Linked DNA regions of Homo sapiens: all the other regions are linked to region 1. A link is a loop called in an ENCODE intact Hi-C map of the cell type or tissue named here. Cell type or tissue: endothelial cell of umbilical vein. All regions are shown on one strand. Each heading gives the region's core, and the rest is flanking DNA. Links, peaks and the distances in the headings are about the cores only. Region 1 overlaps LINC01235 (long intergenic non-protein coding RNA 1235). Region 2 overlaps MPDZ (multiple PDZ domain crumbs cell polarity complex component). Region 3 has its middle 100 kb from the start of LINC00583. Region 4 overlaps FREM1 (FRAS1 related extracellular matrix 1). Region 5 overlaps NFIB (nuclear factor I B). Region 6 holds the start of TRH-GTG1-6 (tRNA-His (anticodon GTG) 1-6). Region 7 has its middle 33 kb from the start of TRH-GTG1-6.

What was found. A loop is a pair of places that touch in the nucleus more often than their neighbours do. Peaks named below come from ENCODE experiments on the same cell type or tissue, not always from the same donor. Only the 100,000 strongest peaks of a DNase experiment are listed, where the experiment ranks them.
Region 2: a loop joins it to region 1, with 12 times the contacts of the local background. A loop is called at or near these places in 12 of 110 quality-filtered maps.
Region 3: a loop joins it to region 1, with 4 times the contacts of the local background. A loop is called at or near these places in 7 of 110 quality-filtered maps.
Region 4: it touches region 1 in a loop (13-fold over the local background); 13 of 110 quality-filtered maps call a loop at or near these places.
Region 5: it touches region 1 in a loop (7-fold over the local background); 9 of 110 quality-filtered maps call a loop at or near these places.
Region 6: a loop joins it to region 1, with 12 times the contacts of the local background. A loop is called at or near these places in 53 of 110 quality-filtered maps.
Region 7: a loop joins it to region 1, with 9 times the contacts of the local background. A loop is called at or near these places in 39 of 110 quality-filtered maps.

Annotation. Positions count from the first base shown.
Region 1 is chr9:13,425,513-13,429,976 of GRCh38, reverse strand. All of the region lies in intron 1 of LINC01235 (long intergenic non-protein coding RNA 1235), which reads left to right. Among named protein-coding and RNA genes, the nearest start is that of LINC01235, 3.6 kb to the left of the region's middle. In endothelial cell of umbilical vein, for the core only: a CTCF peak has its summit at 2,242 (motif pointing left); a DNase peak (open chromatin) is centred at 2,066; H3K27ac peaks cover 252 bases.
Region 2 is chr9:13,211,436-13,215,899 of GRCh38, reverse strand. All of the region lies in intron 10 of MPDZ (multiple PDZ domain crumbs cell polarity complex component), which reads left to right. Among named protein-coding and RNA genes, the nearest start is that of MPDZ, 66 kb to the left of the region's middle. In endothelial cell of umbilical vein, for the core only: a CTCF peak has its summit at 2,359 (motif pointing left); a DNase peak (open chromatin) is centred at 2,329.
Region 3 is chr9:14,028,866-14,033,329 of GRCh38, reverse strand. No RefSeq gene overlaps it. Among named protein-coding and RNA genes, the nearest start is that of LINC00583, 100 kb to the right of the region's middle. In endothelial cell of umbilical vein, for the core only: a CTCF peak has its summit at 2,119; DNase peaks (open chromatin) are centred at 2,149, 2,809 and 3,339; H3K4me3 peaks cover 214 bases; H3K27ac peaks cover 1,689 bases.
Region 4 is chr9:14,767,325-14,771,788 of GRCh38, reverse strand. It overlaps FREM1 (FRAS1 related extracellular matrix 1), which reads left to right. Exons shown (of 37, transcript NM_001379081.2): 26 at 983-1,184; 27 at 1,921-2,065. Among named protein-coding and RNA genes, the nearest start is that of CER1, 47 kb to the right of the region's middle. In endothelial cell of umbilical vein, for the core only: CTCF peaks have their summits at 2,401 and 3,088 (motif pointing right); DNase peaks (open chromatin) are centred at 2,428 and 3,118.
Region 5 is chr9:14,094,325-14,098,788 of GRCh38, reverse strand. All of the region lies in intron 10 of NFIB (nuclear factor I B), which reads left to right. Among named protein-coding and RNA genes, the nearest start is that of LINC00583, 170 kb to the right of the region's middle. In endothelial cell of umbilical vein, for the core only: no CTCF peak of the experiment used is centred there; DNase peaks (open chromatin) are centred at 528, 1,328, 2,118, 2,398 and 1 weaker place; H3K27ac peaks cover 3,213 bases.
Region 6 is chr9:14,431,826-14,436,289 of GRCh38, reverse strand. TRH-GTG1-6 (tRNA-His (anticodon GTG) 1-6) reads left to right here and starts at 2,279; the gene lies at 2,279-2,350. It also overlaps a transcript of NFIB not described here. In endothelial cell of umbilical vein, for the core only: a CTCF peak has its summit at 2,208 (motif pointing right); a DNase peak (open chromatin) is centred at 2,809.
Region 7 is chr9:14,398,786-14,403,249 of GRCh38, reverse strand. It overlaps a transcript of NFIB not described here. Among named protein-coding and RNA genes, the nearest start is that of TRH-GTG1-6, 33 kb to the left of the region's middle. In endothelial cell of umbilical vein, for the core only: a CTCF peak has its summit at 2,464 (motif pointing right); a DNase peak (open chromatin) is centred at 2,469; H3K27ac peaks cover 1,431 bases.

The DNA of each region.
Region 1 (4,464 bases), core at 138-4,137:
AGTGAGGCAAATGGAAGAGTGTGTGGGGCCTCACACCCAGCACCCACCACCGCTCCACTGTACTAAAGCCTTTCCTTAGTTAGCTGGTTAGTTAGTTAGCTAATTAGTTAGGCACATTCCAGCTGAAACTTTTAATTATAATTAACATATTTATCCTACCAATCCACCAAATTGAGGCATGAAACACTACAGTCCAGCCAAGGCAAGGAGATTCTTTCCTTCTCTTTCTCTCTTGACTGATTAATGTGGTGAATGCTGCCAGAAGATGGTCCAACGGTTTATAAACCTGGCAAAGCTGAAGCCAGACCTTCTTTTCTAAAGGTCAATTAAAAATGCTAGCTGCACTGTAAACAGAATTCTCCCTAGCAGAATACCACGCAGTGTCCAAAGTGGTCTCTTAATACAAAATATCAATTTGATTTTCCTCAGGAGATTCGCTCTCCTTTTGCAATGCAAATATTTTCAAGTGTACTAAACACGTTTTAGCACCTCAACATAGGCACTAAAACTATTTGCATGCAAAATTACCCAGAGTAGGCAGACAGGCACAAGCTTATGCTAGCACCATATGTGCTAAAGAATTTGAGCCAGGAAACAACTAGTATCTGGACGTTATTTACAATTTAAATTTAATTTTACATTATTATTCAAATGAGAGCTTATATATAAGTCTCTATTAAAATTAATGCTTCATATGGAATGAAATTTCACCTAAAATTATATTTTTAATAGTGCTGGGGGGTTTTGTTCCAACTAGATTTCAACCATTCAAGAAGTATAATACAGCACTTTTGGTCCTTGTCTTTCAACTGTATGAGAGGTTCATTTTTCGTTCTAAAAAGTTCTCTCAGAAAGAATAGCAAAATTAATTTTGATTGGAAGGCCCAGAAATCAACACAAAACATAGACCAGGTCCAACAGATTAAAAAGCATAAGTGATTTGAGAAAATACACACTTCCTGGAAATAGCACAGAACACTGTCCCCACTCAGTTAAAAAACACCTTTTTTTTCTTTCCAAGAAGCTCCACATGTTTTGTGAACAGGGGAAGTGATTTTGGTTTAGCATTTAGTTTGCCAATTGCAATGTGGCATACTGTCCCCAGAAAGTGGCACTTCTTTATGTACTCAGAACACAATTAACCCTATTATTTCTAGTATGCTTTCAGTGTAGCCTTAAGGAGTAATCTTAAATCTATCGGTGACGATCGGGTAGAGAGCTTAATGTTCATCTGTTAATCCGTATCAAAACAGAACACTGCTTTCTTTATCTTTTAGAGTAATTTTCTATTTCAAGTTTGGTAAGATTTCATGTCTTTAATATCATATATTTAAATATGCAATAGTTTATTTTTATGTTTACATTAGGGAGGGGAAACATTTAAGTGAATCAGAATGATTATTTCCAACTCTCTCTTCAAACTTTCTCTTACCTAGGGGGTTTACAACTGAATTCCGAGGCTGGTTGAGAAGTACTACTATCAGAGTAATCCTTTCCCCGGCTGTCTGCTAGGTTATCTGCAGATAGTTACAACTGCAGTTTATGTGTACATTATATATTAAGGTTTATTGAGATAAAGATAATACTTGGTGAAGTGCTTGGAAATTATTACTTATAATCCATTTTAGCTTAAACCTATTACAAAAAGGAGAAGTATATTTTAAACACTAGGCTGTGAATAACTGCTTTTTAAACTATAGCTGTGGAAATGAACTTGGGGTGAAGGGAATATAAGAAAAATCAATATGCTATATTTCACCACAAGGACGGCATCAAATATACCCAGAACATTAACTACAGAGGATTCTTCCTCCTGGATTAGAGATAATCAAACTTATTATCAACCTAATACATACAATTTTTCTTTTGAAAACTTCAAGTATAATTCTAGGTCAAACATCTTTTTTTGCTTTCTTTTTTTATGAGCTGGAGGAAGAAGCTGCTTTCTTTCTTGACTTGCAATCAGTCTCAGAAATGTTGAATCATTGCCTAGGTACATGAACTCAATTCTGAGCAGCTTTAATTTACAGCAGCCAACATTTCTATAACATAAGCTCTCTAAAAGGGGCCCACAGAAGAACCAGAAATCTGTGGTTGTGTAGAAAGTTTAATGGGAATGGAAAATCTCCACGTTTACACGTCTATTCTTGCATATTAATATCATTACATTTAAACTGTGGTTTGATTTCAAACATTGAATTAATTAAGGGAACTTCCAGGTCGAGTTATAATGCCAAATCAAATGCCAACAGCTCCCTCTACTGGCTACTAGGGGAAAACATTTGATCTCTATCAATCAGAAATTTGTTTACTTATTTAAAAAACATCTTCACCAAATTAAATTTTGATTAAAAAATGGCTAAGCTTTTTGGTAAACCTGAAAGATGTTCACTTATAATGATAGCAATACAAATGCTAAGAATTTTAGAAGTGGATAGTTACATGAATTTTCTCGAACTCTCGGCTTCAGGTGATCCGCCAGCCTCAGCCTCCCAAAGTGCTGGGACTACAGGCGTGAGCCACCTCTCCTGCCCAAGTTACGTGAATTTTCTAACATCAGTAAACAACTTCTGCCCTCTCTAAAAAACATCTGGTCATTCCCTTGCCTAGTACCCTCTATTACACAGAATTTGGGTTAGGGTTAAAATATAATTAAGGTTAGGTTTAGGGTTGCATTTTCTCCAACCTGACACAAATATCAAATTTGTTTTCCAGAAGCTGAGAAATCTTAATGGAAATATCAAATTTCTACATGATGCTTCCTTGTCTCTTGAGCTCTAAAAAAGACAAGAAGAAAATAAAAAGAAGTATCTATTGTTATTTCATCGAGAATAAATAGATCAGTTGTAAATTGTTTACAGTTTTGAAGCAAAGAAACATTGGATTCTTTTATTTAAACTCTGATATTTGATGTAACATGTAGTTTAGTGAGGGCAATAAATGTTAAAAATGTAAAAAGTAAAATGCATTTTCTTCTCAAAGTCCTTGCCCAATCCTTCTTGGAGACTACCCTCCACCACCTGAAACAATCAATCTATTTGGTTTCACTCATTTAGAGTTGTCTCTCCCTCAAATCCACCACCCCCACAACTCTTGGCCTCCTTTTCACACAGCCATATTCCCTGAACATAAATGGAAAATGTAATAGCACACTCAGAAGTTTTCAAATCCCACTCATTTCAACAAGTGAGACTTGACAAGGTTGATGTGATAGGCTCATGTGAGAGGTTTTAGAATTTTGACGTAAATGCACTGTGAAGGAAAACCTTTCTTTTTTTTAGAAAGGAAGCAATATAGCCCTACAGAGACAAGATCTTGCTCTGTGGATGTTCTCTGCCTTAACGATGAGGTCTTTCTTCCACCGTACCCTCTTACCGTATAAACTTTGAAAACAAACTTGCAATTTTGTTAAAGGTTACCTAGATAGAATATTTCACTCCTCTCTTTCCCTTTCTGTCTCCTCACCCCAGCCCCCCATACACTGCCTCAAAATATATGTATCCTTCATCTTTGAGAAGTGAACCACTTTTGTTTAAAGAACTATCCCTGCATCTTAAACTTTGTATCTTAATTTAGGAAATTACTGATTTCTTAAAGCATCCATAATTGTTGTCATAGCCACAGAGAATCTTTTTATGATGAGTTCTTCCTTGTTTAACAATGTAATTATTGTTGAATTACAGTATATCCTGGCATGCAACCTTTTCAGGAATGTTCTTATTTCATGAATTCTTTTAAAATACGAATTCTCTTTTTAAAGTTGAATTTTTCAAACATTAAGTTAAAACTGTAGCTTTGGCGTCAGACAGGTCTTCTGGATTCAAACCTTACCTCTGTCATTTATAAACTGAGTGACTAAGGCAAACCACTTAAACTCAGTGATGCTCAATTTCCTCATTTGTAAAAAGGGAATAATGGGACACCTCTACCTCATTGGGTGGTTGAGGTTGCCTTGAGATAATATATATATAACATGCTTTAGCAGAATGCCTGGTACATAATAAACATCCAATGTTGCTATTCCTGCTCAATAAACAAGAGAAGGTCTTATGGGAATGGAACAATGTAACTGATTATTTTATTTCCTGGGGAAAAATATGCACCATAGTAATCCAGCGAAGCTCTGAATACTGATGACTTTGATCAGAAAACTGAAAAGTAGACACTATTTGAAATAAGGATTCAAGACTGGATGCAGTGGCTCGTGCCTGTAATCCCAGAAGTTTGGGAGGCCGAGGTGGGCAGATCACTTGAGGCCAGGAGTTCACGACAAGCCTGGCCAACATGGCAAAACCCCGTCTCTACTAAAAATACAAAAAAAAAAAAAAAAATAGCCAGGCAAGGTGGTGCACACCTGCAGTCCTAAGCTACTCAGGAGGCTGAGGCACGAGAGCCTTGAACCTGGGAGGCAGAGGTTGCAGTGAGCCAAGATTCTGCCACTGCACTCCAGCCTGGGTGACAGAA
Region 2 (4,464 bases), core at 111-4,110, 210 kb after region 1:
GCTACTTGGGAGGCCAAGGTGGGAGGATTCCTTGAGTCTGGGAGTTCAAGGCTATAGTGAGCTATGATTGCACCACTGCACTCCAGCCTGGGCAGCAGAATGAGATCTTGCCTCTAAAAAAAGACAAAAAAAAAAAAAAAAAAAAACCTGCAATAGAGAAACCTGTTTATCTGTTTTACCTTAGTGTTTACTAAACTTTTGTAATTGTGAGGTCTTTATTTTTCCAAACATATATTCATATTCTTTGAAAGACATCTTGAGGGAATGCTGATTTATCTTATTAGGTATTTGTTTATGCTTAAGTTTCTGTTGTTCCCTTAGAATCTTAATAATAGTGAGAAAGTAGGATATTAAGGTAGAGGAGTCCTTATTCATAGCAATATTATTCACACTCGCCACGACATGGAAGCAACCCAAATATCTATGAATGGATAAACAAAATGTGATATATATATATATATCATATATACACACATATTGATATATATGTTGACATATATAGATATATAGACACATATTGCTATATATACACACATATTGATATATATATATCAAAATGTGATATATATATATCCAATAGAATGTTATTCAGTCTTTAAAGAGAAGGAAATCTTATCACATGCTTCAGCACTGAAAAACCTTGAGGACATTATGCTAAGTGAAATAAGTCACAAAAAGACAAATACTGTACGATTTCACTGATATGAAGTATCTAAAATAGACTTATAGAAACACAAAGTAGATTAGTGGCTCCCAGGGACTGGGGAGAGGGGAAATGAGGAGTTGTTCAATGGGTATATTTCTGCAGTTCTGCAAGATGAAAAAATTCCGGAGACCTGTTGCACAATGATGTGAATATACTTAGCACTATTGAATTGTACTATTCAAAATGGGTAAGATGGTAAATATTGTGTTTTTCTACCACGATTTTAAAAAATGGAGGAGTCCTTTATCTCTCCCTTTAAGTCCACATTATAACTCCGTGAGTCTTCTTGGGTTTTGTTCTGTGAAACTCCTACCTACACCTGTTCACCTCTTCAGATCTACACTAAAGATCAAGTTGTGCTTGCCACCTCATCTGGCTATATGCCCGAAGTGAGCTTTCTCTGTGTATCTCCATTTTACCATACAATGTAAATGAATTACTGTACATGTTTTTGTTTTGAGGGAAAGTGAAAGACAGAAGGAATACATACGGAGTCTAAATCCATATCTGATGCTGAATTACAAATTGAAAGCATAGCTAATTTACTTTTTTCTCCTAAGTAATCTATATTAATCAATTAGAAAACTTTTAAAAAAATAAGCTTGATTGAAATGTAATTCACATACCATACAATTCACCCATTTAAAATGTACAGTACAGTAGCTTTTAGTGTATTCACAGAGTTGTGCGTTCACTACCATGGTGAATTCTAGAACATTTTTCAGAACCCTAAAAACATTTTCAGTACCCCTTAGCAGTCACCTTCTCCCCCATTCTCCCAGTCCTGGGCAACCACCAATCTACTTTCTGTCTCTATGGATTTGCCTGTTCTGGATATTTCCTGTAAATGGAATCATACAAGATGTGGTTCTTTGTGACTGACTCCTTTCACTTAGCATAATGCTTTCAAGTTTCATCTGTATTGTAGTATGTTTCAGTCTTCATTTCCCTTTATTGCTGAATAATATTCCTTTATATGGATATACCATATTTTATTTACCCATTCATCAATTGATGGACATTCGGGTTGTTTCTACTTTTTAGCTGTTATGAATAATGCTGCTGTGAACATTCACGTACAAGCTTTTATGTACATATATGTTTTCATTTTTCTTGGGTGTATACTTAGGAGTGGAATTGCTGAATCTTATGATAATTCTGTGTTTTACCAGTTACCAAATGCCCTGATTCAGTTTCTTCACTTACAAAGTTGGGATAAGGAAACTTCTCTTGTGTGATATTCAGGAAAATCAAATGAGTATTTTATTGACAATATCTGATAGCAGATATCTGATAGCAGTTTAATAATTAAGCAGATATTATTTATTGAGGGCTATCATTGAAAGAGTCTCATGATAACTTCCCCCTAAATTTGTCATTATCTTCATTCTTATATAAGTGGAATCTCAAATATAATTCCTCTTAGGCAAGGTCAGTGATGAAGGAAATTGTTGATGCAAAGGTGGAAGAATCTTTTCTCTGAATTGTTTTCTTGCTTTCAATAAAATCACTTGACTTCACTCATCAATATTCTGATTTTTAATTTTTAGCAAACATTCTTTTACTACAAAGATATAAGCATTTTAAATTCCTGGAGAACATCATGCAATGCTTTTGAACATGTATTAATTTTTTACTAAATATCACCATCTTGTGGACTTTTGAGATATTTGCAGTAATGTTCTTCACATCCAGTTGCATTTTCACAACTGCAGTCTTTGTCTGTTATTTGTTCGATTTTTGTTTTGACAGCAGCTATTAGGAGTATAATCTATTTTTATTTTGTAGTTGTTGAAGTGATGAGATTAAGAAATTATTTCTTACTATTTTGAAGAGTTATTTTGTAACTTAAAAATATTTTGTTATAAGGTTCTTGTTTTACACATTGTGTTCTGTGGACCCCTGGGTCAACAGGGTTTCACTGTAGGCATTACAGTGACAAGGAATAGACTGAATGTCTCCATTTTTCCCATTTCATATGTTGGTATTCTTTAAATAATTTGACTATTTGACAAAAGGAGTCTGTTGTTTTTTCAAAAAGTTGAACAAACTTGTCATTAGATAAAAACACTCATTCTTTTTAGTTTGATATTCAATATGCTAAAAGCAGTAGGAAATTATGATTGATAAAAATTATTAAATAAGCATATAAATAAGGAAAAGTGTCAAACGTTGCCTTTGGTTTTCTGTGACTGTGTTCATAGATTGAAGTTCTCTCTTTATACGTATAGGATATGTTGGAGGAGGCCCTGGCAACCTAGGTTGAGTATGCTCAGGGGCCAGATTTTGTAAGTTGTTCCAACTAGTATTTCTCCCCTGTAATTGTTCCTGTTAATTGCAGTGTCTGCAGTGCACACTACGAGGATGTTGGCTCTCTTCTTTTTTTTTTTTTTTTTTTTTTTAAACCTTGACCAGGTGGTCTTGAACTCCTGGGCTTGACAGATCCTCTCGCCTCTGCCTACCAAAGTGCTGTGATTACAGGTATTAGCCACCGCACCTGGCCTGGATCTCTTCTTTTCATGAGATAGCACATAGGCAATTTGCTGCCATTATACTACCTAGTTCTACTGCACTCTTCTCTGTGGTACCATGGGTTCTGAACTGACTTCTTGACTCTCTTGTGATAAAGGGGAACCAGAGCTAACCAGGACCCCTTAGGCTTCGTGACTTTGGCTCATATGTAGCATGGGTGTGATTATATTGAACAAAAACCTCTCCCAGAAAAGCCTTGGAGATTTTTATGTTTATTACTCACTTCTTTACTCTTTTAATAACCAGCTTCTGAGTATCTTCCCAGTACAAAGTGCCATGTGGTATAATTCTTGGAAAATAGATCTTATTTCCATAATACAGATGAAGGTAACTAAGACATTTGAACAGAAGTCTAGGTTTAAAAGTTCATGACTGTTCCATTATAGCAGTTTCTTCTGTGCTAGTATTATTCTCTGTCATTTGAGTAAGGAATACATTTTAAAATCCAAGTCATCAAGTTCAGAAGATAAAGGAAAAAAACACAGTTTTTAAACATATTTTAAGTTGTTATTAAATAAACAAAATCATACACATTAGATTTTTCTAAATAAAACTTCACTTTTAGATAGAATTGAACAATAAGAATGTTTTGCAGATAAAAAACAGCCTAAAGTTCTATGCATTTTATGAATTTTCATGGAGCCCCAACATGGAGATTTTTGCCATTTTTTTCCTTTATTACTGTGAGAGTAAATAACATGTTCATTTATTTTACATTAATTTTTGTCTTTAAGGTTTAAAGAATATAAAATTTGAACATGGTTAAAAAGCCTTCTCATAGAAACCACTCATAATAGCCACTAATAATAGTTTATGGTTTAAAATTTAGAAAAATTCTATGTATTTATACTTAAATAGCATCATATTATATTTGCCTATACCTTTTTATTTTACTTAAAAACTTACCTGGGAAAGGTAGTTATGTAAGCACATGTAGGTCTGTTGTGATATATTGAAGCAGGCTTAATCATGGATCGTTATGTTGTTTACAGTTTGTTGTTACAGACAGATTATTACATACTACCTTATATTTCTTTTAAGGACATGAAACATTTAAATTCTATTTTGTTGCTGTAATACTATTATTTAGATTTGAATTTTACTTATTTTGTTGCTCAGCACTGTATCTTGTATACTACAGATTTCTTAGTTTGAATTTTAAATCCAATTAAACTCATTTGGCTGGAGTGTTTTGAGTAAACTTTACAGAAAGAGAATGTTTTAGC
Region 3 (4,464 bases), core at 287-4,286, 600 kb before region 1:
GATATGATATGGTTTGGCTGTGCCCCCACCCAAATCTCATCTTGAATTGTAACTCCCATAAATCCCACGTGTTGTGGGAGGGAGCCTGTGGGAGGTAATTGAATCATGGGGACAGGTCTTTCTCATGCTATTCTCATGATAGTGAATATGTCTCATGAGATCTGATGGTTTTATAAAAAGGAGTTTCCCCGCACAACCTCTCTTGTCTTCTCTGTCACCATGTGAGATGTGCCTTTCACCTTCCATCATGATTGTAAGGCCTCCCCAGCCATGTGGAACTGTAAGTCTAATAAATCTCTTTCTTTTGTAAATTGCCCAGTCTCGGGTATGTCTTTATCAGCAGCATGAAAACAGACTAATACAAACAGTATACCTGATTGAATTGGAAAGTGAAGCTCCATGCTTACAGCTGGCTGGGACCACTCAGCTTTTGCTCAATCTGTGTTCCCACCACATGCTGGGTGCTGAACCAGGCACCAAAGTTACAATGGTGGGCAAGGAATCTTCTGTGTCCTAAGTGGTCACCAACTAGTGGGAGTGAAAGCAGGTAAATGGACAGTTTCTCTACCTGTACTATAGGTAAACTCAAAATTGGGAAGAGTACCAGTGGTCATGGGCAACTTCTCTACCTGTACTCCAGGTAAGTCTAGGATATTGGGGACATACTAGCGTTGGTGACAGCTGGACATCTTGGGTGTGTTGGTGAGCAGGATTTCCCAAGAAGAAACACCTGACTTGGGTCCAAAAATAGATGAGGAGAATTTAGATTTGAAATGTACTAGGCAGGGAGAAAGAGAATTTTCTAGCTGGAAGGAGCAGCCCGTTCTGAGGCCTGGATATGTGAGTGAGAGAATGGTGCATGTGGGGGTTCAGGTGGCTCCATGAGACAGGATTGGGGAGTGTGGAGGCAGGGATTGGCAGGAAGATAGAGAGGGACATGGAGGCCAGGAAGCTTTGACTGTTATGGGAAGGTATATGGACATTTTTTTCTGTAGGCAGGAAGGAACCCTTGCGGTCTGTTAAACAGGGAGAAAACATGACCATATATACTACTTGAGTAACCTCACTCTTAGTTTTAGTAGAATCATCCACTGACAGGAGAGCAAGACTGGATGCAGGAATCCCAGCCAGGAGGGTGGCTACCAACATGGCTACACCTGGAATTGCTGGGGAGCTGCACAAAGTACGGATGCCTCTGTTTTACCCACAGAGACTCTGATGTAATTGGTCTGGGATGTAGCCTGGGCTTTGGAATTTTTAAAAGCTTCCCAGGGGATTCTCATATACAGCCAAGCCTGAGAACCACTGATGTAAGAGAGGCAGAAATGAAGATACTGAAGGACTGTTAGGCTGGCTGGGCTTGGGCAGGACCGTACTCCAGTGCTTCCTTTAGAAAGAAATTTCTCTTCTTTTAGAAGCAGTTGGCAGGTCCAGTCTGGAACTTGATGATCAACTGCAAGTGGGGTCACAAGTGACTGTGAGGTGACCTGTGAGCCTATGAGTTTCATCAGTACAAAGCGCGAGACTTTCATTGATGGGAATTAACAGAATCTCAAGAATGAATTGGTCAGTGACAACTGGGGTTGGTGGAGTGGGGAAGGAAACACATAATATACTTAGAATATATGTTATTTCTGAATTAGCATATGTACATATAACCACTTATACATTTTGTCTAAATTTGGCTTTAATTTTCTTCTTCAAATTGATTGAGATTGGACAGAAACACTTTAAATAAACGACATTGCAAATTTTATATTTAGCCTGCCCAAACTATGGGTAATTTGTGAACAACCAAAACAACAACAACCAAAAAGCAGCGTTTATTTTAAACTTCAAAAAGGATTTATTCAGTTTCTTTCTTTTGTTTTTCCATGCATTGTTTCTCACAGAAAGCACAATACCACACCGCACACTCCACATTTCCCCCGTTTCTATTTAGCCCTTCTAAGAATTGCTCAGCCCGAGAACACTGAGAACATTTGGGCACGTCCAAATACCATGGACTTAACCCCTCCGTGCACAGAAAGGCTCACTGGCTTCTTAGCAGTAGCTTTGCTGGGAGCTGCGGTATTCCAACAGCCCCTAGTGTCGGCTGGGATGATGTGACTTGGGGGTTAAATGCAGTTTGCAGTTTCAAAAAAGAAAAGCATGATTTGTTGAAAGAGGCTCCTGAAGAAGAACATGTGAGTAAGAGTTTGCAACATCTGAGAAGGTGGGAGTGCATGCTCAGGGACTCTCAAACACTCGGATTTGGGCCTGAAATCAGGAGGAAGACTCTACTGGGGTTTCTATGACTCTTGTCAACGTATAAGCCTTCCTGTTGAAATCCCTGACAGTACTTTTGACAGCATGTTATTATCTTACAATAAAATCTGTCCCCAACCCCCTAGTCCTGCTGCCTCCTCTAGTTTCTAAGAAGGTGTGGAACAGTTAACTGTAGGGGGATGGATAGTTAAAAAGCAGATTCTAGAAGTTCCTGGTGACTTGACTCTTTCATGGGCTAGGTTGAGATAAAACTCTCTAATTTTGTTTTCATTTTCACTGGAGTTGAAGTAACAACAGCAAGAGAACGCCTCCAGGTTTACAGTTGTATGGCTTATTGTGTATATATCCTATAAAACCGAAAACCATATGGAGAATTCTGCTTTCTTGGCTTTTTGTGTGTGTGTACCAGGAAGTAGTAAAATGTTTTGAGATGCTGTTAAGTCCTTAAGTTACAAAATCAAGATTCCACCTTAAAAATTTTCCATACTATAGTTTGTTGCATAGCCTGGGGTGCTGACTGCTTGCCAAATATCTATCAGAGAGTGATTTATGATATATGATACGGTCCCCAGCCCAAGTGGAGACTGCGTAGTTGAAACATGAGAAAGGGGAGGCCTTGCTCTCTGGAAACCATGATGACTGGTTTCTGTTTGGCTTTTCCGAGAGAACATACAGTACAAAACGTGCCACATTTTACAGCAGTAAAACTTCTGTAAGAAACAAAACACGGTTCAGCTAGAAAGACTTAATTTCTCTTTGCCATTTGTTAACTGATGATTGTTTTCACTCCGAGTGGCTGTTGTTCTTTTTCCTCCATTTCCCCTCCCTGGCCCCGCCGCCGCCACCCCCCCCCCCCCGCTGCTGCTCATCTACCGAGCTCTGAAATAGAATCAAACAGCTCTGTTCTGGTAATTAAAATATTTAAAAATGAAATCTCCACTCCATGTTTTCAATATTTCGCGTGCGTTCCATTTTACTATGACTAAGAATGTATTGTGATTTCTGGTGTTTTCTGTTCTGCAAATGTTTCCTTTGCAGCTGCGAAGAAGTCTATCTCCCATATGGCTTTTAGGACACTTTGCAGTATGCTCAGATCAAGCAATATGGACCTGAAAAGGAAAAGAAAAAAAAAAGAAAGCAACCAGTCTCCTTCATATGAAAATCTCTGTGGCATTCTGGGTAACTGCAATACAAAGAATAGTGTGATGGTTTGGCTTTCAAAGATACTGTTAGTGGCATTTCTACAGGTTGTTTTGATTGTCTGTGAATGCTGAGAGGTTTTTTTTGGTGTAAATGTTTATTGCTTTTTTCTAAATATAAAATAAGTCTATGTTCACTGAAGAAAATTTGGTAAGTGCAGGAGAGTACATGGAAGACAATGTACAATAACCCCGTTTGGTTTTCCAAATTGTTTTATATCCTTATTTTGTTCAGTGTCACCACATTTTTTTTTTTTTTAATGAGATAGAGTCTTGCTCTGTCGCCCAGGCTGGAGTACAGTTGTGCAATCTGGGATCACTGCAGCCTCCACCTCCCGGGTTCAAGCAATTCTTCTGCCTCAGCCTCCCGTGTAGCTGGGATTACAGGCACCTGCCACCGCGCCCAGCTAATTTTTGTACTTTTAGTAGAGATGGGATTTCACTATGTTGGCCAGGCTGGTCTTGAACTCCTGACCTCGTGATCCACCCTCCTCGGCCTCCCAAAGTGTTGGGATTACAGGCGTGAGCCACCACGCCCGGCTGAAAACATGGTTTGTAATGGCTCCATAATTTATAATAATAGTACCATGTGCCTGTTTTCTTATAAGATATTTAGGGTATTTCTATTTTTAATGGAAATATTGTTATAAATAATGTGATAACTGTGAATATGTATATTTGACTATATTCCTTATTACTTCATTTGGATAGATATTCCAAAACTGGCATTACTAGGTCAGAAATTATGAATCTGTTTTAATAACCTTGCTACATACTTTTGTATTGGTTTATAAAGTCTCTGCTATATGTTACTACCACCACTATATGTGGAGTGTATGTGAATTTCATCCTCAAATTCTTCAATATTCTAGTAGTTGGTAGTTTTTTTTACATCTTTGCCATTTCAACACATATAAAATAATAAAATTAATATCAATATGTTCCTAATTATTAAAACAATGTATTTTTCCCCTTGTATGTAGTCCATTAATGCTGA
Region 4 (4,464 bases), core at 315-4,314, 1.3 Mb before region 1:
ATTGTATCATAATACACAAAAATATACATGGTCTTATCATTGACAAGAATTCTTTACTTTGCTAGGGCAAACTAAGATTTACAGTAGTATCAGGTTGGTGTAAATGAAATTAAGAACCGAGAGATTAGGAGTGAGGGGAATGAAGATTCTTGTACATGTTTTCTAGTATCAGTGGTGGATCTGTTCTAATCCATCCAAACCTGCTCCATCCATAACCTACAACAGTCATCTTGCAAATGCAAGATGCACTGAGCTCCGTACAGACTGAACGAGGTCCTTTGTTGTGTTTGAACCTACAGTGTAGGTTGTGAAGATGTCATCCACCATCTTCACAAATCTGGTCCACCTGTTCAGCTACCTGGCTCTCATCTTCAATGAAAGAAATATGCAAATGTCTAGAAATAATCACCTTTCACTTTTTCCTTACTGAGGTATCTCTATTTTTATTCAACATTTTTGCCAGTTGAAAAAAGACATGCCAAAAAAATTTCTATATATTTGTAAACCCTCACAATTTTGTGTCTGTAAATCACTAAATACCAGGAAAATAGGAGAAGTTCTTCTGTGGAGTTAACATGAAGTCTGCTCTAGAATTCTTGGGTCAATTTTAGTGTATTCATTTAATAGACATTCCCTGGGCTTCTATTATGGTTCAGGCACTGTGCCAAGTGCAGGGAATCCATGGCGGTGAAAGACCTGACGCCTGCCCTCTCGGAACTTGTATCCTAAGTGGCAGTCAAGCAATAGACAAATTGATAAAGTGGAGTCAAGGTTTACAGTGGAAAATTGGCCTCTGTTCCAAGCACTGTGATATTTGCTGAGGCTGTTGTGAACAGGACTGTCTTTAGCAGGAATCCACTAGTGAGGAGTATAAGGAATCCAAAACGTGGGACAGTGTGTCATTGTTGAACCAATAAAGCCCAACGTTGCATGGGGGTGAGGGGCCTTTGGACAACATTTTATGTCATTGTTGATGATCCAGGTAGACCAATTGGACAAAACAGCTCCTCGTATCACACTCTTGCATTCCCCTTCTCAAGTGGGGCTCCTGAAAAATGGCTGCTACGGGATTTACATCACTTCCCGCGTGTTGAAGGCATCAGACCCTGACACTGAGGACGATCAGATCATCTTTAAAATTCTACAAGGCCCAAAACATGGACATCTGGAGAACACAACAACAGGTACTGGCCTCCTTAATCCTTACAATTGCCATTTTAAAATACCCAGTGGCTGGCAGGGCTAGAGAGTAATTTAATTAAGTGCAGGCCCATTTGGTAAACACTCCCCAGGGCTTACTGATAGATGCAGTTTATAAATCAATATTGCTCCTAAAGAGGGTTTGAAGCTGAGCCTTCCTAAATTTATCCTGACTGGAAGAACCAAATACTGATATACAACTGTTTATTTATATTTTTTTTCTCAACAGCTGATTATAATATATTCAAAGGAACATAATATCAGGACCAAATTTCCTATTTGTGACTAATTTTTTATTCTGTCATGAATTCTAAATGACTCTAAATGATGTCAGATCTTTTTTTAAAAGTTCTTGGTTTTTTTCCTAATGGATTCTCTGGATTGTATATTATTTCTACTTTATGAGCACAATGATCATAATACATCATTAAACAGGATGGCACCAAGTTACAGATTTTTATTACTGTATCTTTCTACTCTCCTTCTCTTTATTTTCATTTTTTTAAGGCAAATATTTCTGAAGCAGTCAACTTAATGCCTAATTTAAGCTCGCTGCATTTGAGTTTTAAGATAGTTACAGTAATGTTAATTTCTTGTTTTAAAATGTACTTTAGCTGTTTTTTAAAGCTGTGTTTAAAATAAAATAGCCATACAATTTTATTAGCTTTTATTTAATGTTTTGTTTGATTACCCATGATATTCATTTATTTCTTTTTTTAGGTGAATTTATCCATGAGAAATTTAGCCAAAAGGACTTAAACAGTAAGACTATTCTTTACATCATAAACCCATCTTTGGAAGTAAATTCAGATACCGTGGAATTTCAAATCATGGACCCCACAGGGAACTCGGCCACTCCTCAAATGTAAATTCTCTTGCTTATTCAGTAGTCCTATATGTTACATCCATAATGTATCTGAATATTAGGAAAGTGAAATGTTCTTTTTAAAACAGAACCCAAGAAGATAAATTAATAGACCATTTCACAAGCTCATGGAATTTATTTTGGAGAATGAATTTTCTTTTTATTACTGCTTGAAAATAGGAAAGCCAGTAGCTTTACAGAGTACAGAAACATTAAAAAGCTAAGTTGACGTTCATATTATGCATGTCAAGGTACACACTTTTATACACAGGGAGGGTTCTGTCTTACCAATTCACTAGCATCCAACACTGAGTTTGCAGGTTCATGTAGCAATTGTGCAGCAAGAGGTCACTCTAGGACCGTGTTAGCAACTATAGCCTTCTAAAATATCTGCAGTCGGGGAAATGAGGTAGTCAAGAAGAGTTAGCCAAACATCTTCTCTTTCTCTTATGAAGAAAATTACAATTACTTGACAGTATGTTTATAAGGTGATAAACTTATCCCATGTAAGACAAATATAATGTAAAGAGGAAACTAGACTTTGGAAGGTATATAAAGGGTATGACCCTCAAAATAGCAAGAGTAACAAATCTTCAAAATTAACGAGATTAACAGACCACAGCAATTTCACTGACTGGGTCCCTACTCTAGACTTTTCTTGAATGTAGACCTTGAATATCTTACCAGCTAACAGATAGTCATAGAAAGGTCGGTCAGAGTCCAGTTATTCTGGTACTGTGCTGTTTTTTGTTTGTTTGTTTGTTCATTTTGTTTGTTTGTTTTTGATACCCTCCCAGAAACCCCAAAGAAAAGTTGTTCACTTATCCTTGTTTTAGTAGTCACCATATCCTAGTCATACTAAGCATCATAAGTGATACAGCTCTGTGCTCTGTTATACTCCTTTTATGATGGAGTATAGATTAAGAAAAGAAAGCTGAGAAACTCCTCTGCAGTCTTCAGAATTCTTGCATTTTCTTTTGGATCCTGAATTGTAGTTCTAAAATCTGACCAGCAGAGGTCACAGTAGTCATTGTCAGAAAAAAGCTAGCCTCCTTTTCTTAGCAAAACACATTCCCAGCGTCCCACTCCGTTGCCTCGATAAAATGCAGAGCCTGGCCCAGATTTATTAACTCCACAGACTTTTATCGAGTGGCTACTATATGCCAGGTGCACAGTACTAGGAGCTGGGGAATAGGTTAGAGCAAAGTAGACCTGGCCCGTGATATTAAAATGTAATCTCGAGATTACAAAATGTAAAACATATGACCTCCACCCATTAAACTGTCTTTGCCTAAGACAAATAATTCCCAGGATCACAATCTTTATGGGAAAATATGTCAAGTACTTGCAATGTCAGACAAATATCTTCCAATTCTCAAGAAAATGTAAAAAAAAAAAAAAAAAACCTGCTCCAAAAATGTTAATACGTGGACTTCACTTTTTTTTTTTAACATTTTAAAAATAATTCAAGTAAGAAAACATAGGAATGTTGATCAGACTTGCTACTGACCTAATGCTCACCTCTTGTCCTCCATGTGTGAGCGCAGTGTAGCTGACAGAGGATTTTCTTCCCCCAGTAATGATGCTAGGCTGATACTGCTTCACCCATAGCCCCTTTCAATCTTTGTCACTATCAAGGACATTGCTTTTGGAAGATGATTTATATTTTTAAATATACTCTCAAATTCATATGAGAATTACAGCAAAATTTGCTTAATTTAATTATAACCTTAAATGAGGCCATTTAAATATCCTCCTGCTTTTGTTGGCTATTAACTTTCATGTGTCTGTGCTGGAGATGTTTCCAGTTCAACTTGACGTAATTTGTTCATTTGTTCATGACTGAACAAAATGCTGTGGCATATGCCTACCAAGGGGTAATATAGAGAGAAGTTTTATTTGGTTCTGACATATATTAGGCTATTTTCTTTATAAGCGATGGGGGGGTAAAATTACTCAGCATTTATCATCATCATTTTTGAACGGTATAGTTGTCCTCAACCCCATTTGTAAGCAGATGTTATTGGAACTAGGTGCACAATTTTCCAGTAAAAAGCAAGGTTATGAATAGTGGTTCATCTTCCCAAGACAGCCAGGCAGAACGTAGTTACAGGTACAATATAAATTACAGCCATTTGCAATATAATTGGTGTTTGCTCTATTTCATTGCTATTCATTTAATCATCAGAACCACCTATGAGTCAGGTACCATCATAATCTGAAATTTACAGATGAGAAAACTGAGGACAGAGCTAGAAAGTGACTTTTCTAAGTGGAAATGCAGCTTTAGAGTGCATGATTTTTCTCAGCACACTGAAGAACTTCTTGCCCATTTTAAGGACTGTGCTAATCTGGCCTGAAGGGAATGGAACACCAGACTTGTCTTCTTCTTTCTCTTC
Region 5 (4,464 bases), core at 319-4,318, 670 kb before region 1:
TGCTTGCACCTTGAGAGAGTCAATTTTTCTGCCTAAGTGAAAGGTCAGGAACTGCAGTTAACCCAGAGTAAAATATTGGTTGGGTGAAGGGCTCACTTCTAGTATAGTCAGAATGGGCTCAAGATCTTAGGAGGATGATAGGTGATGAACTGCTTAAGGTAGGTACTGTTGTGTTTGTGCTTTGTCTCATGTGGACAAATTACCTTGTTGCATATGTGAGTTATGTGGACATAAACATATACAGCAGTTACTCCCTGACTGGCTGGCTTTCTTAAAGTGATAGTCAGAATATAGCCTGTACTGTCAGATATGAAAGATCAATATAATTGAATGAAAAAGAAAGCTGAAGGACAATCCAAGAATAATACAAACATAAGCTATTTTAAAACATTAGAGGGAGTGCTTTATGCAAAAGAGAAACTGAATTTATTGTTTCATTCTCTCTTCTCTCCCTTCACCCCTTTCAAGAAAACGCAAAGCCACAAGTGAGTGGTTGTATGTGTCTGATGGCTTATGTAAACATAGAAGAAGTCTTCAGATGGCTAAAATAAACATGCGCGTGTTACCAAAGGATATGTTTACACAAACCATTTGCTCAGCCTCTGAAATAATGAATAAATGAAGATTTTACTAAAATAATTGGGAGGATTTTTGTGTTTCTGCGGATGCCATAATTGAATGGCACCAAAGAGACTTTTATCAGCTATTTTCCGTGTTACATGTGTTAGCAGTTCCTTTCTGTGGGTTGAATACTTCATTCTGTAGTTACTTTACACATGTTTTTCTAAGAAATTGTCGTTTATTACTGCAATTCTAGAGAGTTGCTTGATTTCTCAAGAGAAATTTAGCAGCCAGTAAAGGTTATTTGGATCTGGTTGGTCAGGAGAGGGAGGGCAAAAAAAAAAAAAAAAAAGAAAAAAGAAAGAAAGAAAAAAAAAGTGTGGGGGGGTAATAGCTCTCATTTTATCCATGTAACTTAATTTGCATAACACTCACCTCAGCCATTTTCCTTGCTTTGTTCATAACATTTTCTTTGTAAAATGTATGCTCTCAAAAGAATGAATATTTAAACAAAAAATAACTTTCAATAATGGGTTGCAAACCATATGTTTGTATTACATATATGTGTTTGTGTGTGTATGCATCTATATGTGTGTGTGTATGTAGTGTGTGTGTATATCTCCACATATATGTGGCATACGTATGATAAGGGCAGTATGTCCTTAGGTAATATAAAGAGTTAACTTTTATTTCAACATTACACTTAGAACATCCCCGCGAATTCACTAGGTTAGCATTTCCTGCTCTCAGTTTGTTATCTTGACACATAACTACAGTACAACAGCTGGGTTGTTCCTGGAGTTCCTGGGGGGAGCTTTATTCTCCGAGTGCTGAATTTCCTTTTCAGCTGTCAGCTCTAAAGTGTGTTCAAATCCTCAACTTTTTATACACCATTCTGGGCCCCTAGCACCACTCTGGGACTATGATAGAAATGCTGATATGGTAGATGAATGGAAGAATCTTTGGTTCAAGGTGGAGAATTGCAAAAACCAAAATTTCACATGATCATTGTTTGGTAAAGGGGCTGCTAACTACTTTTGTCTTTGTATATGAATATTCTTTTTAAAGGAATTACTCTATTCTCATCAAAATTATTTGCACCTGTTATGAAATCAAAAATAAAAACATTACCATTCTTAAAAATGATCTTGATATGGTTTTCACGGACGCACAACATCTGTGGTCTGGCTTTTGAATAATATGTTGGGATTTGTCGTAGTTTTGCCTAACTTTCTCCATTTATAAAGAAAGATTTGTACAACACGACATTTCCTTTTTATCTAGGCAAACTCTTCAGAACACTTCCTAAGAAATTAATTGTATTCCAGCCAGACTTGCATGCTGCCATCCCACAGGAAATGGGTCAGCAATCCATTAAGATGCCATTAGATAATCTAATTTGGAACTTAATCTCTAAATTAACCATGCTCCATACTTGAAGCGTACTTGAGAGAAAGAAAAAAAGTTTACGTTTGAATCGATAGGGGAGCCGAAGCGTGAAGAAGGCTGTTTGTTTTTTCTGTAGCTGTGGTCACGTCTCAAGCCGTCTGGTAACCAGGAGAAACCAGACATGATGTAATTCCAGATTGAACTTGAACTTCAGGGACTTAGGTTGGGGGAACAATGGACCATAGGAATCAATAATGTCCATTTTCCACATGATTATGTTTGGAGCTTTAAGTTAACCTTTATGGGAGAAGCAGCAGGATCTGCAGTGTGACCAAAATGAGATGATCCTGAGACAAGATGTTAGAGGAAAGAAAACAACTTTTTTCCGTGATATTTTCTGAGCAGGACTGCAGATTCCAGCAGGATTAGAAAAGTTCCCGCTCTGCAGTAAACCGGTGGCCTGTTCAGAGCACTCTTTGTTCGCTTAGGTAGGACAAACTTAATCTTACGTTTCCTGTCGATGATTTTTGGCAGCGCTACTGGAGAGGGAGGAGCGTGATTCTGAAAATTCCCAAATGTAAACCTTGCTGATTAACCCTTTGTAGTGAAAGGAAGTATATTAAACCCCTACTTTATTTGAATATGTTTTATGTAAAGTGCCATATTTACAGATGTAGTTCGTCCGTAAGAAATCAGTTCCCTCGACAGCCAGTGCACCATTTATTAGCTTACCTTTTTGGTTCTCATTTTTGCTAGTGCTGTTAGTAGGGATATGATGATTTTTTTAGTCATATTTACTTAAATAACAAAGACTATGAATGAATAAATATCATAATAAACATAATAAATGATAAAAGAAATGGCAAAATCTTAAGGTCAAGTAATTGAAGAACACGAATTTTGAATATTCTGAAATTGCAGAAAGTTACAATTATTCTCTCTTGCTCACTTTGTTTCACACACAGGAAGATCTTTTGCCCATGTAAGATCTTTTGCCCTTGTGAACAGAGTAGCAAGCATGATATTAAAATGTGTTCAGTTCTTTAATCATTTGTAATTTTATGCTTCAGCATTCTGATACAAGTAAGTTTCACCTTTAAGAGGTAAAATTGTGCAAATAATGCTGATTTTTGCTTTTAACTGAAAATCATTTATAAAAGAATCTCTTTTTGCTTTGTATAAAACTTATATTTCTATTTGATTTAGTATGCCTTGGGTGATTTTCTCTAGTGAAAGGCACTATTTTGAAGCACCATTTTTGTAGAGAATTTTATCTGCTGTTAAAGCATCACATATGCAAATAAGAGGAGCAGTACCACTTTTAACAATAGCATTGAAAAGAAGCCCAGGGTAGAGAGGAATACAGACAGAAAGAGGCTGGAAATCAACATGTGGGCTTCTCCACTGTGCTGTGGTCTGTGGGAGGAGATAAAATAATTGCTCTGAGCCTGATAATTGTATAATTTTTAATTGGCTAAAACCTCCCACAGCTACCTGAGTTCTTATATATGTATGCATGTGTGTACTGTAATTTATTTATAATTAGTCATCTTCATAATAATTTTTCATCTTTCATTTTCAGTTCTAAAATTTGAAAAAGATCAAACAATTTTTTTATAAGTCCTTAATTTGGCCAATTGAGGAAGAGCTTTTTTCTTATTTATGTTTAAACCGAACATTTTAAGGAAGTTTTTATTTAAGTGTAGGTTGCTATATCGAAGGCTTCAAGTATTATGTAAGAGTTTTTTACTAAACGAGTGCAGTAATTATAAGGAACACATTTAATATTTAGTGGCAGTGCTCCCATATGGAGTGGCTTTTTCTTGCCCTGTGCTCTTTATTAGATAAAATATTTCAATGGTAGATGCTATTATTTTACTTAGAAAGTGCTAGCACTCACGCATGGTAAAGTTAACATTCAATCCACTGTGCCCTAAGAACAAAAAACTTCTGAATCAATTGAATATAAATTAATGAGGTTTGATGGGCTACCATTTTGATATGCTATTTTCAAAACCGTTGGTCCCCAAGGAGTAGCAATAAAGAAGGCTATTTACCTACTTAGTTAAGAAACAAATATGTTTCTCTTTCATTACTGTGAAGTCCTATTGCTTGCAGTTAGAATAATTCCATGAGCCACCTGCAGTTTATGATATTTGGTGTTTCCCAGAGAGCCCACAAGAGTACTTTGCAGTTCAGGTAAGAGCTAGCCAGGGAGCTTTCTGATACAGATTATTACAAATAGTAATAATCATTAGGAATCATCTTGCATGCAAAGAGGATCATTCCGACGGCAATAATGATCCCTAAAAACGGTGAAAATAAATCGAAGAAACCCAAGACCTGTATAAAACACTTTGTGTATTTCACTTCCAGGCTAGCCTCATCTGAAGTGGAACTCAACAAACAAATTATTGACATACAGCCACATCTGCACATATGTAAGACAAAAGCAAATACTGCATTCAGCTGAAAAGCAACTGGAATTGGAGGAATAAAGCACAGTTATTTGTG
Region 6 (4,464 bases), core at 354-4,353, 1.0 Mb before region 1:
ATTTCCAGCTCTCTGCTTTCCAGGCATATGGCAGGGATGCACTGCCTGGGACTTTTATAACAGGCTGAGGCCATGGAACCAGATCTAGCCAGTGAGTTGTAAGAAGAGATTTTCATTGCTGGTTCAGGAATCTGCAGAGCTCTTTCCATTTGCCAAAGCAATGAGCAGAGTTCATGACAGTGGTTGTTACCTTAACCTGGCTGCCTGAGTGAGGAGACAGAGAGCAGGGCCATGCAATAAATGTGGATCAGCGCAAGGGAAGGAAAGCCTTCCTTATTCCAAGCCACTAAGATTTGCACATTGTCACATAGTATGACCTAAGCCGACAGATCCAATGTGTGAAGTAATTTAAGGAGTTACCTAATGGGTGTGGCATTTAATAGTATTAAAATCTGTGAAGAGAAAGTTATTCCTTTTTCAAATCTTTTGTGGTCATTCGGAAGAGTCCAGAAGAAGCCTGGTTCTGAGGCCGATGAGGTTTTAACAGATCTGCCCACCTTCCTTTTAAACACAGAGCAGAACTTGAGCTCGGAGCTTACAGTGTCTGCTAGGATTTAATTCTATTGGTTTGTTTTCACATTTTGTTTTAGAGTGACCTCTATTTATGGAATGTGTTACTATGTTTTTAAATATATGGAATGTTGTAAACTTTCATTTGAAAATTTTGTATTTAAATTATAGTAATGTAACTAACATTTCCACTGTGCTTACTATGTGACAGACCTATTTTAGGTTGACATGTACTTATCTGTTTAACCCTCATAATAATCCTATGAAGTAGTTGCTATTTTTATCTCCACTTAATAGATGAGAAAACAGAGGCACAGAGGTTAATAAGCAGCCCAAGTTGCCCCAGTTAGTAAGTGATAGAGCCAGAATTCAAATCCAGATAGTCTGGTTCCACAATTTGTATGCTATGAGTTGATCTTTTACAAATATTATTTCTCCTGTGGTTCAGTTGGTACATGGCCACAGCAAAAATTATGAAGGTGGTACATGAATGATTATATTTTAGGAAACAATTATGTCCTCTTTTGTCGAGCAGGAGATTTGGTTTGCCCTCTTGCCACAGGTGAACTTTCACCAGACTCACCCACATGTATTCCTCTTCAGGCCAGAGAATGCCTTGCCTGGTTCCTGCATAGGGCATGCATGGCTCAGGAGCAGGAACTCCAAGCAAGAATCTTCTATGTGGCCATAGACGGAAGATGTATTTGTGAGAGATGGAAGAAAAAGAAAAGGGGCTATAGATGATCAGATGGGAGTGAGTGAGTGAACATTTATGTGAAACTTTTCTCTTCAGAGATATCCTCCTTCTAGAAGCCTTAGAGCTGTGGGCACCCAATCAATACATGCATGAGGTTCTTGCCACCCACATACAGTGCCAGCTAGCTCCAGCTGTTCCCAGGTCCTCTCTGTATAGAGGAATTAAAGGAGGCACCCTGATAACAATCCATTGATTAGGTATTCCTGTGCATTTTGTTTTAAGATTTTCAGCCCTTGGAATATCTTGTGTAGACTACTTACTACTTCAAGTTTTACAGCAAAGAAATCTAAAATCAATTTCCTCTTGAAACTTATCTAGCATAGAACACTCCAGTTTCTTTGTGTGGTGGCTCACTAATGTTATTGGGAAGCTTTTCTTGCTGAGATGATTCTGGCTTTAAGGCCTATAGCTATTCTGGCGGGGAGAAAACTAGCTTCAAGGATCAATGAGTTTGAAAGGGATCCTTTCCTCAGTCAGGATATACTGACTTTGGCTTCCCCTAGTAGGAAAAGCAAGTCTTTTTGAGTCTCTGCAGTCCCCATTTTGTTCTTGCTATATTTTTTATTGTTGTGCTGCCTAAGCAAATGGAAATAAGGCTAGTGGTGAAAAGATGCACAAAAGAGGCTCAGACTCATATGTTATTCAATGCAGCATTATTTGGTGGTGGTTGGGGTGGGAAATCCATATCCATTATTGATTAAACATAGGAAGTGTGAGTCAACAGACTGGTATCTCTTAGTCTTGTTACCTTCATCACCATTTCCTGGACAGCAAACCCAGTGAATCCTCTCCTATCACAACTTTCCCAATCAGCCCAGAAGACAATGCTCATTTTATTTTCAAGGAATTTATTATTGTTCCTCTAAATAATTAGAAATTACGGGAACACAGCTTCTCTTTCCAAATATTAAGAAAATGTACGTATTTAGGCAATAGATGGCAGTGTTTCCACAAATTTTAATATTGCAATAGCTCTTAGAGAAAGCTTAGTGCTCAGCTCTTCAGTAGCTTGCCGTGATCGTATAGTGGTTAGTACTCTGCGTTGTGGCCGCAGCAACCTCGGTTCGAATCCGAGTCACGGCAGGAGGGGAGAAGGTTTTTGGAAGAGAACGAGGCTGATCCCAAGCTGTATTACATCTAAACAACATTTGCAACCAGACATGCAATCATGAAAATCAATAAAACAGAAAGCATTATGAATATTTTCAACTTCAGGGAGATGACATATGCAGAGTGACTTTATTAATGCACTAATCCTGTTGCAAGTGTGTTGTGTGTGGGGTTTTTTATTTGCACTGATGGGTAATATGATAAAACTGGAGTGTAGTGGGCATGTAATTATTATTAATTACAACTACTTAAGTTCTGCTTTGAGCAGACTCGTCAAGTCTGCTTGCTTTTGAGCCTTGCCAGGGCTATACAGTAATAACAACCCTGAATTATTTGGAAAGATGTCAGCAGTAGATGTGGAAATCCTGTTTAACCAGGCATGAATTGTTGTTGGGAGGGTTTTTTCAGGATGACAGAGAGAAAATGAACTGTCCCTTATCAGTAATTGCAGGAAACATTTTGTTTCTATGATATGAACTGGCTGTAATTTAACTTTCCTGCATCATTGGATAATGTAAGAAGCCAGTTGTTGCTCAAAACGAAAATCTCTGAAGTGGGCATTTGGGTCTGATAAAGGGCATATTATAAGTAGACAATGGGGCTCAAACAATAAATAATGTCCATATATGGCAAAAAAATTTTTAATGACATTTTCCAAAAGACTGGGGTTTGTATTGTAAGTGGTTAAATGTCGAATTAATGTGAGAAACACAGCTTTAATGGGCCTTTCTCCAGGACTTAAAAACATGGACAATACAGCCTGAAAATGTCAACTGTAAGTATGTTATAATGAGGTTTTACTGCTCCAAAATTATACCCCACTATGTTTTAAATAAGGGGTCACCAGAAGGTGTTTTTTAATGCCCCTAACCCCTGTCTCACAGACAGCCTAGCAAAAATTCATATTTGTTATTTATGTAATACTAAAAATATTTTCAAATAAAAATATGTGCACAAACTAGAAACAGAATCTATCAAGTTCTTTCAGAGCCAGCAAATTCTTAGAAGTAATATTCTAGAAAAACTGCAATAAATATCTCTTCTCCCTTTCCAAGAAAAGATCAGTCTCTGATTATGGACCCAAAAATATTGGCCTCATAGCATTATGAAGTAAGTAAAATGTGCTTATGTCCTCTTTCAATACCCACTTTCAAGACTATTTTCTACTCTGAGGTCTCCTCTTCCTAAATATGGCAAATTCCCCAGTCCTCACCCCTTGCCCCTTATCCCCCACAAATTGTGCTTTCCCTTCTCCAAAGAGTTTAACCTAGGCTTTGCCTCAAGTCTGCAAGTCCTTCTCAGCTGCCTGGTACTAATACTGTTTCAAGAAGACAGCTGAATTGCAATTGTTCTTACATTAAAACAGAATAAGCCCATCTATGGTTATTTGTATTAAGAGGCTGAAAGTGCAATGAATTTCTCATTTGAAGAAGGAGATTGTGTTGGTCAGAATTCAATGGTCACAAGCTAAAGAAACAACATGTACTGATTTAGAGAGAACCATGTACCCAGGAATGGGTGTAGCAGGGGCTTAAGAAACAATTGGAACTAGGGAATAAAAGATGACCAGAACCAACTATCTCCATCTCACCCCATATTTCTTTCTGAATGTTGCCTTTATTCTCTGAGACTGACTTCTACATGGCAAGAAACATGGCAGCCAGCAGCAACTCCTGCCTTTTATATCTGAAGCATTGTCTCCAGCAGGAGATTACCTTAGTTACTGCTCAAAAAATACTAGGGAAGGATCTTATTGGCTTACCTTTGGTCAGGTGTCCATCACTGGACCAATCAACTGTGTACATGGGGAGAGATATATGTAGCATACAAGAGAGCCTCTCCATTGTCTTGAGGCCAGTCTCACAGTAAGAGCATTGCTAGCCCCAGAGACACCTCAGTTGTCTCCCTCAGAAGCTTTTCCCACTGCATGAGTCAGGCACACCATTTGGTGGCTACTTCCACCAACCCATGAGTTCAGTTGCCAAACTACTAACAAATTTACTGCCTTGTTTAAAAGAAAAGCAGTGGGGGAGGGGAAGTCAGAATATGACAATCAATCTGGACTCAACTTTCTGCATAGGGACACA
Region 7 (4,464 bases), core at 441-4,440, 970 kb before region 1:
TTGGCCTGAGGAATCAGACCCCTTTTACATCGTTTCATAGCCGTAGATGCTCAGATTTTAAGAGTGCAGAGCCAGGTGCCTGTATAAACTATGTGTTTGAAAAGGGGCTGGGATAAAGGTGCAAGAACAGGACAAAAGAAATGTTCTGCTCAAACAATGCATAAGTGGAGAGTCTGTACATGTCGGCCAAAATGATTGTAAATAGGACTGAGACTATTAGCCTGGATGCTCCAGTCCAGATTCAGTATTTCAAATACCTCCTGGTACTGTATTTGCAAATCATATTTGAGTAAGCACTGGAGCTTTTTTCCTTTTTAGAAATCGACTACTTTTTGTTGCAGGATAAGATGAAAGACAAGCTAATTGCTTTAAAAAATTATTAAAAAGTATTATTTTTTAAATTTCTGAGCACGTTGGAGTTAATAGTTTTGGCATCTAGTGTTTCATTTCAAGGCTAATATACCATGCCATCTGCCACGTGACAGTGTCTTTATTAGGTTACCATGGTATATAAAAAGCAAAATGCTTTGCAAAGTTTTTGAGCAGGATGATTTTTATTTCCCCCTTCAAATTTTTTCAAATGTAAATGAACATGTTTTCAATAAAACTGTTGAAATGAGTTATAAATATTGAGATGGTAGTACCCAATAATTTAAGGCTGATGTTTTCTTTTACAATCTTAATTTTTTTAAATCTGAGAATAATCCTAAGGCTTAGAGAATCTTACAAATATATATAAACTATTAATCCCATTACAACATTAATGACTACAAAAAATACTCAGAATTATTTCCTCATAATTAAAAAAAGGACCTTTACTTCAACTGTATTTAAGCAAACTGAAACTGTTCATTTTTCTTTTGTTTAAGCTGGAAGCAAAGTACAGAGTCTCAAAGAAGGTGAAAAGAGAAAATGGGATTTGCAGAGTTTTTGACATAAGCTAATAATTTTCTCCTTAAAGCTAATGATTTATATGCACTAGTTTGCCTCTGCCTCCCAAAATGTAGTTTGAGGTGGCAATGTAATTCAGCTTTGCTGGATCAATTTCATCCAGCTTCATCTAAGCCGGATGATTTTTGCAAGTGTTTTTAAAGATAATGTGTGATCAGTATGTCTCTTTCATGCTCTGGCAGTCAAAGTTTCAGGCTTTCTCCCCCTTCTGTCTCTGGGGAAAATTTTCCAGGCTTCAATTTTTCCATATGCCTTGTAAAAAGAATTTTTTTAAATAAGTTGTTTGTGTCCAGGGGTACATGCACACGTACACTAAGAGGCATACATATGTATTTAACTGAAAGAGACAGCAGTCATATATACTTGTGACAGTACTTTGACATTCATATAAGCAAAAGGTGTAGGGAAAAGATTTCTGGCCCACCAGTCTCACTTTTATTATTGAAATGAAGCACATTAGGGATTGTTCTGGAAAAGAATTTCTGTATAACTCATGACCTAAGCTTACTATTACAAAGCCTAGGATGTGCCTCCCATAAGAGATAAGATTAAAATGACATGGAGATGGGCACTGGTGGGAGGCCCAAAAAGTACTCAGCATCACTGCTTATTTCCAATTAAAACTAGTGTTTCTAATTAAACACTAGACCACTAGGCTCTGTTTAGATCCACGGTACAGAAATTGCATTCCTAAAAGCAACATAAGGGAATATAGAATACTTAACTTTCAAAGTAAGTCAATAAATACTTGTTGAGTAACTATTTATAGGATAGGAACTGTACTAGGTGCCAAGAAGATGACTTGAGTAAGATAGACGCTGCCCTAGGTTTCTTGTAGCTTCCAGGCCGATGGTGAACTGGTATTTCCCAATGATGGATAGTACTGTGCTTAGAAAACTAAGACCCCAGAGATTGGAAGCAAGGCCTCACGAGGACAAAATTTCACAAACCCAGTGTCTGTGCCACAAGATTGATTTCAGTTAGAAAATAGAGCAGGTAGAAGAGAGATTGACAAAAGTTGAACAGATTCAGGACATTGACTCAGTGAATGTCAAGAGGCTGATTGATCCCTAGTGTGGTACTGCTGAAAGCTATTGAGGTTGTCAATGGGTAGACACACAATGAGCCTTTTCAAGTAGTTTATTCTCCAATGAGCCTTTTGATAAAGACTTGGAATTGTCTGTCATATCTATTGAGCATCTACTTAACCACTACTTCTTGGAACTTGTGTCATCCTAAGTAGAAATCCACCTACATAATATTCTGTCCCTTCTTGGGATGATTAGAAAAACATTCCTGGTTATGAGGGTGAAATATCAAAGAGGGTGAAAAACTGAGGCTACTCTGGCCCGAGGAGTGGTCGCTGATTGGCTACTTCGGAAGTGGCTCACCAGAAAGGCCTTTGCCAAGCCATTGCCTCCTCCCTACGCCAGTGATGCAATATCACCCCACCAGAATGTTTTGTTCTCCAAGACCCTTGTTTCAATGGGTACATCCCATTAGCAAGGCCAGCAGATGTCAGTCCTGATCCACTTTTTCTCAATAATGAACGAGGAGGAAGAGCCTATCGCTTTCCCAATCACTGCCTTCCATTTGCTGGCTTTTCTTCTTCCTGAGATGGAGGCCTCCTGCTTGGTTTGCTTTGTTAATATTTGCATTATTCAATAGTTATTATGTGATAAGCATGTTGTTTGCTTTCGATTTTGGTTGGTTTATTTTCTTGTGCTTTTATTCTTAGCTGGTGGCTTAACTTGAGTTACAGCTGTGACCTGTATATTACTCAGCATGGATAGAATGTATGTTTTTACAGCTTCTTACCTGATGCCTCAACAATCCAAAGTTGGGTCAAAAAAACAAAACAAAACAAAATTTAACGGGAAAAACATGTAGCTTTTATTCTGCAAAGTCATCTCCTTGGTGTCAGCCTTGGATATATCCCTTTTAGAATGAAGAGGCTTAGGCTTGCAAGTACTTCAGCAAACATCGTTTCTGAATGCACATATTTTTAGCTTTCTGATTAAGAAGTAGTAGGATCCCTGTGCATTTACTGAGTGGGAATCTTATCCTTGAGTTAAGACATTTTATGTTTAAAGATTAAGTAATTTATCATAAGTGCATATGGAACGATTTTAAGTAAACAGAACATAAAGCTACTGTTGAGAATGCATTCTGCTGCTTGCAATACACTATTCATTATGAAGACATGCTTTAAAATTGCTATTGAAGTTTTAAAGTCCAGGACTTACTAGTGAAGAAAAATGTGTGTTTTTGCCTTTGATCTAGTATTGTTTGTTACAGCTGATTAGCTGTTACGTACTCCAAGGTAAAATTGTCATGTAAGATGATTTCAACATGTTATAAAAGAATCTGAACATTGAGAGATGGCCAGGGACAAGAGTGCATTTGGGCAATACTCTGTGGCTTAAGTTAAATGTCACATACTTATTTTACCAAGTTGCTTAACTCAAACCACAAGAACTTTCTTGATTTATTAAGAATAGCAATACAACCTAGAAGATATATGCAACTTTTAAACAACTCTCACTGAATATTGCAGTATTTTATTTCTTTCAAAGTAAAGACTATAATAACCAGATGCCTAATGCTGACTTTTTTATTTTTCACTTGAACATGACTTCTGGCTTTCAAGAATTTTAAAATCAAATCTAAGTAAACTTAACTCTTCTGGGGGCAGGGAGACAAAATCAATCATTATTTATAATTCTTTGCAACGTTAAAAATTAAAAACCAAAGGGTAGGTATTTGTAATTTTTTATTTCAAGCTGTTATTTTGATTACTTGCAAATTTTTTGCCTATTTTTAACTAAAAGAGAGACTCACTAATAAAAATACATTTATACCAAAAAAAGTATTCATATAAAACATCTTTTCATACTTTATTTAGAATTCCTGTGTTAATGTCAGCTGCAAAATTAAGAACAAAGCAAAGATAATTTCAGAAGACTTGTCTTGGCCTATAACATCGTGTCCTATTATTCCATCCAACTATCTAGACCAGTGCTTTCAATGGAAATATATAATGTGAGCCTTAAACAAGAGTCACACTTGTAATTTTAAATTTTCTGGTTGCCACATTTCTAAAAGTGAAAAGGTAAAATTAATTCCAACAACATATATTCAAAATATTATTTTAACATGTGATCAATATAAAAAATTGTACATTATATATTTTGTGTTCTTTTTTATGTGTTCTACGTTTTTGAAATTCCCATATAGTTTGCATTTATAGCACATCTCAATTCATGCAAGCCACATTTCAAGTACTCAGTAGTCATCTGTAGCTAGGGGCTACTATATTGGGCAGTACAGGTCTAGATGATCAAATGCCTACACTGAATGACTTCATAGAATATCACTGTTGAGCTGACACCGATCTAAAAGATTCACATGTCGGAGCAAGACTGTTAGTGGAGTAAACTCCTCGAGTGTACAGGACCCCTTTGTTCTTGTTCTATTTTGTTTTTAACAGCTTGCTCTGCTCCATAAAGATCC